Regions from separate parts of the Homo sapiens genome. Here region 2 is linked to region 1. The links are chromatin contacts, found by Hi-C in ENCODE. All regions are on one chromosome and are shown on one strand. Each heading gives the region's core, a stretch centred on a gene start or an enhancer-like site at or near the end of the contact. The rest is flanking DNA. Distances are from core to core; before and after follow the strand shown.

Evidence for each region. Hi-C counts contacts between places; a loop is a spot of excess contacts on that map.
Region 2: a loop to region 1 is called in a map of tibial artery, with 10 times the contacts of the local background. The contact joins the promoter of CAP2 here to the enhancer-like site in region 1. A Hi-C loop is called at or near these places in 2 of 168 maps with a recorded cell type or tissue (chondrocyte and tibial artery).

The regions. Positions count from the first base shown.
Region 1 is chr6:17,030,463-17,034,866 of GRCh38, forward strand. It overlaps LOC105374951 (a long non-coding RNA gene), which reads left to right. Exons shown (of 3, transcript XR_926534.3): 3 at 3,377-3,763. Among named protein-coding and RNA genes, the nearest start is that of STMND1, 69 kb to the right of the region's middle. Within about 2 kb of position 2,634, at least 17 of the 41 ENCODE cell types and tissues checked have a DNase peak (open chromatin) inside an H3K27ac peak, as active enhancers do; they include tibial artery, where a contact is called at or near this core.
Region 2 is chr6:17,391,421-17,395,824 of GRCh38, forward strand. It overlaps CAP2 (cyclase associated actin cytoskeleton regulatory protein 2), which reads left to right and starts at 2,175. Exons shown (of 13, transcript NM_006366.3): 1 at 2,175-2,326.

The DNA of each region.
Region 1 (4,404 bases), core at 1,384-3,883:
CAAGCCCCAGAGGCTGCTTGCCAGGTAGGATCTGGTTGTAACTATGATAATTAAGGAATCAAATTCCTGAGAAAAAAATGTACATAAAGAATCAGGTAGTCCCTATTGATCTACGTAGCCTGGAGAGCTGGTCCAGTGGGCAGGCTGGCCAGATGCAGAGTCCAGCAGGTAAGAAACAATACCACCTGCAAACCTGAGACTCAGGAAGTGAGTTCTGATCTGGGACACCCACAACAGTGCCGACTCCCCCACCCTTTCTGGTGTGCAGGTGGAAGGAGGGTGCATAGGTGTGAGTGGCAGATCTGGGGAGAAGGGGAAGCTGCCAGTACAATTTGCTTTTGCCTATGTAGGAGCAGAGGGCTCTGCCTTCAGGGCCAGCCAGCTACTGTGGGTCTTTACAGCAAGCACTGGCTGAATAAACCTACCTTCCCTTATGGGCCTTGACCCTCGACACAAATGCCAAGTTAGTAGCCTCAGAATTGTCTTTTCTCTTCAGAGAGAAGCGTGGAAAAGATAAAGCCAGAGGCAAGGAAAACTTCTCACTCTTCTCTGGCATGCCAGGTTCAAAGAATGCCAATAGCACCCATCATCCCACCCCATGAAGAACAGCAGCAGCCCCGAATTGGGGAAGAGCATCATGACTAATGTGCTAGAGGTTGCACTTGCACAGATGATAGAATTTATAAAAGAAATTCAACATGGGTTCTGTTATGGGTTGAATTGTGTCCTCTCAAAACAGATATGCTGAAGTCCTAACCCCCAGAACCTCCAAATGTGACTTTGTTTGGAAAAGGTCACATTCTGATGACCTTTATAGAGGTTATCAAGTTAGAATGAGGTCATTAAGACAGGCCTAATCCAACATGACCGGTGTCCTTTTAAAAAGAGGAAATTTGGACACAGACACATCCACACACAGAGACCTCCAAGTGGAGATGAAGGCAGATAGTGGGGTGATGCTTCTGCAAGCCAAGGAACGCTGAAGACTGAAGGCAAACCACCAGAAGCCAGGGGCGAAGCCTGGGACAGATTTTTTCTCCCAGTCCTCAGAAGGAACAAGCCCAGATGATACTTCATCTCAGACTTGCAGCCTGCAGAACTGTGAGAGATCCATTTCTGCTGTTTAGCCCTCATCTGTGGCACTTTATTACAGCAGTCCCTTCCCCACAGACACTAGTACTAGTCCTAGGAAAGTTCACTCAAGCTGGCAGTGGCTCAGGAGGAGAATGAAAAGGATACTGAGGCCACTCGTTTGCTTCTACTTGAGGACAAGCAGGTGCCTCTCTTCCCGCTTCTTTCTCCTTACTGCTGCTGCCACCCACACAGCCCCCAGGCTTGTCCTAGAGGGCTCTGGAGGTACACGCGAGGCCGGCGAGTTGTCATGGCAGGGAAGTTGTGGGGAGGGTGGAAATGGCGATTTCCATTCCTTTTTTCCTATTTCATGTCCTGCCTGGAACATGAAACAAAACAAAACAAAACAAGACCAAATGCCCTTGGTCAAAACACCTCTGCATCCAAATAGCCTCTGAGGCAAGGCAGCTTCTGAGGCAAGGCGGGGCATCGCCGCACAGAGGCTTGGAGCCTTTGAGGAACAAAGAGGGCTTCAGAGCGCGCTGGCACTCCTTGGCTCACCCATTGATTTTCATTTGCACAGACGCAGGCCCTCTTTTTGTAATCAGAGGGGGGAAAGCAGATCTGTGGAAGGCAAATCTACCATCAGCTGCCTAAAAATAGACCCGCCGCCTCACCACCGTGCAAAACAGGCGCCGGCCCGCTGCTGTGCGCTGGTTGCAGCATGAATTCGCTGGGCAGGGATTTGCAGTATAGACGTAGAGTTGTTCTGGCCTCTGATGCTGCGCCCGGGCCTTAAATGGAATCGCGGTCTGTGATAACTTTTGACAAGAGCTGGCAAGCTGAGCCTTTCTTTGAAATGCACTGGGGGGCTCTCGCACAAGAGCCAGGGCTTTCCAACAGGTGTGAGCTAGGGGGTAGGCCCTACAGATTATTAGGAGGGAAAGTTGTCTATGGTAAATTACCAACTGGGGGAGGTCAGAGTCAAAATCTCCATAGCAGAATTATTACTAATTGTGAAGCGCCAAGATCGTAAGAGAAGAAACCATTCTGACGTGTCATTTTTCCCAGGCCACGACATCTCTGTTAAACAAAAGAGACTCATATTTGAAGTGATGAAAAAGCCATGAAACATAATTTGAAAATTATGTCATGCCCAGCTTTGCCTTCCCTCAAGGCAAATAAAAGCCTCGGAATAAAAACGTTTCTATTTATTTTCAAATATTTGCATGGGTTGCCCCTTTAATCATCCATTCCCTCTAATATTAGTCACAAGCAGTTTAAATGGAAGCTGTTAGCATGAATGAACACTCCTTAATGGCTGGATCACTGGAGGAAGTGAGCTGTAAAGCCCAAACAGTCAGATGAAGAAAAGCAATTAATAAAATTTGCCTTTATCTCAAAGAAACTAGGATGTTTTAACTGCAGTTATGTTTTGAAGGAAACAAATATGATGGTTGATTATCACGGAAAATAGACTGAAGCCTGCCCACTTGTAAATTCACAAACTCACTTCAAGTGGAAAACCCAAGTCTGCATCCTCGAGGAATTGTACAAATGTGCATCACGAGACAAGATCTGGCCCAATGCCTAGAAGCTGGTGAGGTCACCAAACTCATTACTCAGAAAATCAGCTGTGAGCCAAGCCCTCATTCCGTTGCATTTCACATAGAATGGAGATTCCTCCGTCTTTCCCATGCTCCCACCTCCCATCATTAGAAGAAAAATGGGATTCCCAGGTATTTAACTTTAGGAATCTTACAGAGATCCAACATGGACGCTTTCACGCCACATCCTGATTTTAGCTGTGGCTCTTCTTGCTCTGTCTGGAGGCATCTCAGCAGTTAATGGGAGTGATTCACATGATCCTACTCCAATTCCTGCTATTTTAGGATACTTAGCTTTTCTTAGCCATGGATTTCTTCTGTCTAAATCTGCCCGACTGAATTGGAAGCTGCCCAGAATCTTCTTCTTTGGAAATTACATTTGTGCATCTAGGGTATATTTGTCGTTCCGCCCACGCTCCAGCCACTTTTTGAGAAGTGCAGAGCGAGTCATGTGACAGCCATCAGTGTATTTGCACCCTTTTTTGTTTAAAAACATAATCTGCATTACAAATTGCACCAATTCCTGTATGTAGTAAGTCATCATTCAATAAAAAGCACAAATGTATGCCTGTCACATTCAACATAATAAACTGCAAGTAAATACATCTTTTCTTAGTCCAAATCAGTCAGTAAATGATGTCTTTATTTTCTCTGTTATGCACCAAGTTTGCAATCAGCTTTATTCTTGATTCTCTCAGGCCAAGCCTACACAGCGTTAACTGCAGTGGAAGATTGTGCTTTTATCAGAAGCAGCTGAACACCTGAGGACAGGAACATGGCTGAAGCAATTCATTTCTCCAATTCACTTTGTTCTACTTTATCATCATCATTCCGGTATTATCATCATGTTCATCAGATTCTCCATCTAAAAAAGATTTATCACAGTGTCTGCATCTGCAGGCGATACTACAATATAGATAAAACCATTGCTCCCTGCCTGCTCCGGATGAGTTTGCAAAGAGGTATGGTATAGAAGAAACACTTTGTGCTTTGAAGCAAGACAAAACTGAGTTAAAATGGCAATCTTAGCCTGGGCAACATAGTGAGACCCCCATCTCTGCAAAAAATACAAAAATTAGCTGAGCATGGTGGTGCATCTGTAGTCCCAGCTACTCGGTAGGCTAAGGCAGGAGAATCGTCCGAACTTGGGAAATTGAGGCTACAGTGAGCCATGATCGTGCCACTGCACTCCAGCCTGGGTGACAGAGAGAGACCCTGTCTCAAAAAAATAAAAAATAAAATTGCGGTCTTATTACTTACATTAGATATTTGTTTTTGGTAATATTATTCAACCCCTGAGAGCCTTCATTTCCTTATCTATATGATGACAAGAATAGTTACCTTACAAGTTAGATGTGATAACTTCAAATTACATGGCTGTTGTGCTCGCTACACAGTGCCTTTCTGATTAAGCATTGACTAGAACAGGGTCATGTTCTTATGAAAAAAGGCAAGCTGGCCAGGCTTTATTTACTATGGATGTGTTATTAATAACGGTGATTATAATAATGGCTACCATGATCTCTTTTTATTCTATAACAAGAGGGTAAGGTCAAATATGGAACAATTTGAGCTTTAATAAAGATAATAATTGCAAGGGGGAAAGAATCAAGCATTTATCCTGACTTGCCTGTAAGAACTATTCCACTGAGTAACCAAATAGTTGCTGGAGAAACATGTCATCCCTTTGTATAGATGAAGAAACTGATAAGATAGTAAACCAGAA
Region 2 (4,404 bases), core at 925-3,424, 360 kb after region 1:
AATGTTATCAACAAATACGTAGTCAGTGATCTTCATGTGTCTGGCCTGAGAAAATAGCAATTAACCAAACAGACCTAATCCCCATTTTCCTGGAATGTATAGGTCCAATTGGAAAATATGGACAATAAGTATCAAAGAGTTGTGAGGAAGAAGTGTTCACTGGGGGCTAGCCCTTTTGGGGAGACATCATATAGCAGACAGATGCTATGACAGGGCTAGTTAAGGGAAGAGTTCAGGCTTCAAGTTGAGGCTCGTTACTTTCCCCTCCAGACTAGCTAGTTATTTCTTAGTGGATTTCCCTGCCTCCTATCTCTTTCCAGTCCTATATACCACCACCAAACTAACCATTGCTATCATGATTATGCTCAAAAATGGTCAATAGTCCCCCAGTGCCTACTACTTAGGCTTCAAACATTTTAGGCTGAGATTGAAGGCCTCTACCAGCCAGGGCCTAACCTTCCTTCCATACCTGGCTTCCACAGCCCTCCAATCCAGCTAAACTCACAGACTGTCCTTCATACATGCCATCCTTTATTACCTCTCCACTTTTGTCCCTGCCCATCATCTTGAGGGTTTTTCCTCCACAATCCACTCTTAATGTCTCATTTCCGCATGAAGACTCAACTTTCATGTCCATCAGAAAGTGTTCTCTAATCCCCAGTCTAGAAGCAACCTTCCTTTCTTCTGAACATCCATGGAAATTTGTTCATACTTCTTTTAGAATGTTTTTTACGACATTCCTAGAACTGTGGTTATTTTTATACTCTTCACATCTTCCTACTATATTATCAACCTAAAGACAGGATTTGTGGCTCATCCACTCTTAGACTCCATAATACTTTATACTCCAATAAAAAACAGATGTAGCTAAGGAAATACTGTGCTAATGTTTGTTGAAGTTAGTGCTAAAAAAAAGTCATATGAATGGATGCTTGGAACTTCCCTGTGATCCTGCACACATTGATTCTTATGGATATATATTTTTTCTGCATTTCTGGAACACAAATGTTCTAAATGCATACATACTTCATCCATCCATCCATTCATTCATTATTTAATACAAACATATTGAATGCCCGCCATATGCAAGGTATCCACAGGATAGGGAGGGTGCTGGCTCTGGCTTTATGCAATGTACGCACTCATTGATCAATGTTTATGTCATTTTGTTTCCCTTCTTTCCAGACAAAGGGAAGCAAAGACTCACTGCACCTCATTACTGTCAGCAGAGAGCAATGTGTAATTGGAATGACCTTTGTATAAGTGCTGACCTATGGGGTCAGAATAAGCCTTATAATGTACAGAACCAACTTATGTGCAATTTTAACATCGACAGAGAATATTGGCCTTTAAGAAATTCATCTCATATTTATTGTTTGGAGATTTTACTTTCAGAAGATATCAGTTACATTTCCCCTCTTTTTTTCTCTTTTCTGCAATTATTTTCCTGGCATTCATTCAATAAAGAGCTTCAAGTCACTTTTTTAGACTGAAATAAACTTTGATGAAAATTGAAAATCAATGCTTTCCTTCTAATGACGTTAAGAGAAAAGCCTCCAATTTTGCAATTATAATCAATATATAAAGGGGAAGTGGCCACAAATATGCTGCACATCTTAAGAAGCCAAGTGGGTTTGGTTACTTTAATTTTTAAATAATCAGGACATTTAAAAAGTTGCTGTTTATAAAATACTTTTTAAAAATGTCATCACACGCACTATGAGTGCACTCAGTCTTGATGTCTCGCTAAAGCATTAGCTGTCTAGCTCCTTCTCCTCCCAGAGCCTTTATCCTCATATTGGGTCTGGGGACACACATGCCGTCTCTTGATTCCTAAGGATCCATTACCCATTTCTCTGCACAGATCTTCGGGTATCCAACCTATCTGTGCCTCCTTCAGCCAGGAGCCTCCGGATCTTTCCAGACTTCTTTGCAATACTGCCTCATGCACTGAATCCATTTCTCGCATAGCCTGGCGCTTGGCAGGCAGGCTGGCGTTCCCTGGCTCTGCCTTCCCCATCTCCCTGTCTTTTCTCCCACGGCCCATCTGCCCCTCCTTTCCTCCACCCCCTTCTCCTCTCTGCTCCCCTTTATTTCCACTCCCCACCCGCGTGGCTTTGCTCTCCCTCTCCCCCCTCAGCTCGTCTGTATTTGGAGCTCCGGAAGCTGCCGGCGACTCTCCCCTGGAGCAGCGTGACTGACACCGGCTCCTATTCAGCTGGGAGGAGGGAGAGGGGAGGAGAAGGGGAGGGCCGCGGGAGGAGGGTACGAGTGGCCGACCACGGATTTGCATTGCCGAGGACGGGACCCCAGGGCAGCGAAGCAGGTAATCCTGCAGCGGTCGGGGCCCGGCGAGGCGGGGAGGGGTCGGGGTGCAGGTGCGGGGGGCGCCTGGCGGCGGGCGCTGGCAAGTTGAGCCCGATGGGTGGGGTAGGGAAGCGGCCGGGACGCTGCGGCTGTGGCAGCAGCGCGAGGGGAATAAAGGCGGCGCGGGCGCGGGGGCCGGGGCGCGGCGACCCGGGCGCGGGGCGCGGGCGCGGGCGGACTCCCATCTGGGTCAGCGGAGCGGCGCGCCCTGCCCCCGCCTCCCCAGCTCCGGCGTCCTGGCCGCTCGGAAGGCGGGGTGCGGGCAGGAGCTGCCCGGGGTTGGCGGGCGGCCGCGGCCTCCCCACCCCAGCGCCGCCGCCCGCCCGGCCGCTCTAACTTTGGGGGGTCTCGTCCACCGGGCTGTGAGTCTTCCAGGGGGGTGGGGGTGGGAGTCATTGCGCCGGCTCTGACCAGAGCCACCTCGATCAGAAAGTGCTGGAAAGAAACAGACCTGGCTTCCCCTCTGCAGAACCTGACTTGAGGCGATGAGTCACTTCTAAAAAATGCAGAGGCAACTGAGACTGGGGGAACGGCTCGGAAAAACGGCACCCGCCGCTGGCTCTCTGACTGCTTTGGGTAGAGGGGTGTTCGTGGAAGTAGCCGCCGTATCATCACTTTTAGGGCCAAAAATCAACCTGCAGATGGCCTTTTCTTTATTCTCATCAGAGTGGTGTTCGCTGCAAGTTGTAGCAATATTTGAATGGATGCATTCTTAAAAATGAGTATGTATGGGTGACTGCATTTAGGAAGTTGAACCGGGACTAGGTCCAAACAGCCAGAGTGGAGATGAACACTTGGTAAAAACATCTAGGACCTTTGGTTTTATAGTTATGGAAATGCAGAAGCTTCTGGGACTTGAGCACTGTAGTTTACTGAGTACTCCTATTTCCTTACTGCTTCTGTAGATTTCATTGAAGCTATGTTCCTTAGAATTCTTGGTAAACTATCTAAGCCCACTTAGTGTAAAATTACAACGGTAGAGTGAACTTTAGAGAATTGGATTTATAGTTACTAGAGTCTAATTAGACTGCAAGCCTCTTGAAAGCAAGGATGGGTTGTTTGGTAGTTCCTACGGCACCAAACAGTATTTGGCTCACAGCATGTAATGGATAGACAATAAAAGTGTGTGAAATAGTTAATTCAGTACCTTAAGTGTAGATGGAGCATGACTTCTTGAATATACTGCATATTTTGCAAGGAAAGGCGACTTCTCCATGAATCCCGAAATTTAAAAAATTCTTAATAACATTACAATCAAAGTGTCATATAAATACTTCTTAAGGATAAAGAGAAAAAGAAGTTGACTATGAGAAATCAGGAAGGTGATTATCAAGGTGGTCTTTGCTAGTAGGAAGTAAGTTTTTGTTCCCCATCGTTAATGTGAGAAGTAATTTAATTTGTTGATACAGGGTAGGGTTTGGTAAACCTTTGAGTTAAGAGCTAGATAGTAAACATGTAGGTTTTGCAGGCCATATGGTCTCCTTAGCAACTACTCAGTTCCACAGTTATAGTTTGAAAGCAGCTAAAGACAATACCTAAAGGAATGGTATGTTTGTGTTTTACTTTATTTACAGACATTGAACCTTGAACTTTTCACCAGTAACAAAATATTCTTCTGTTTTTTTCCAGGCATTAAAAAATGTAAAAACTATTCTTAGCTTGAGGGAGGAGCAGAAAACACAAAAGTAAGAGAGAAGGGAATGGATTTGTCCTTCTAGTAGTAGTTTGCTACTCCCACTGATTGATTCTGTGCTAGAATCTGGAGAGGAGCCTATTGAAAGGATTAATGGGCCACATTCTCTTGAGTGCCTGTTATACCTTGGCAGTTAAGTTAAATACCCTCCAGAAAAGCATTAACTTATTTTGAGCATTATGGAGTTTTGTTTTGTTTTGAATATTTCCTAACATCTTTATTCATGAGGTTTTGTTTTGTTTTTAATTTATTATGTAACATTTTATATGTAAAAATAATACGCTAAGTCTAGGTGAGTTATGAACATTATGTTCAACTGAACACCTGTGAACCCATCACTAGGT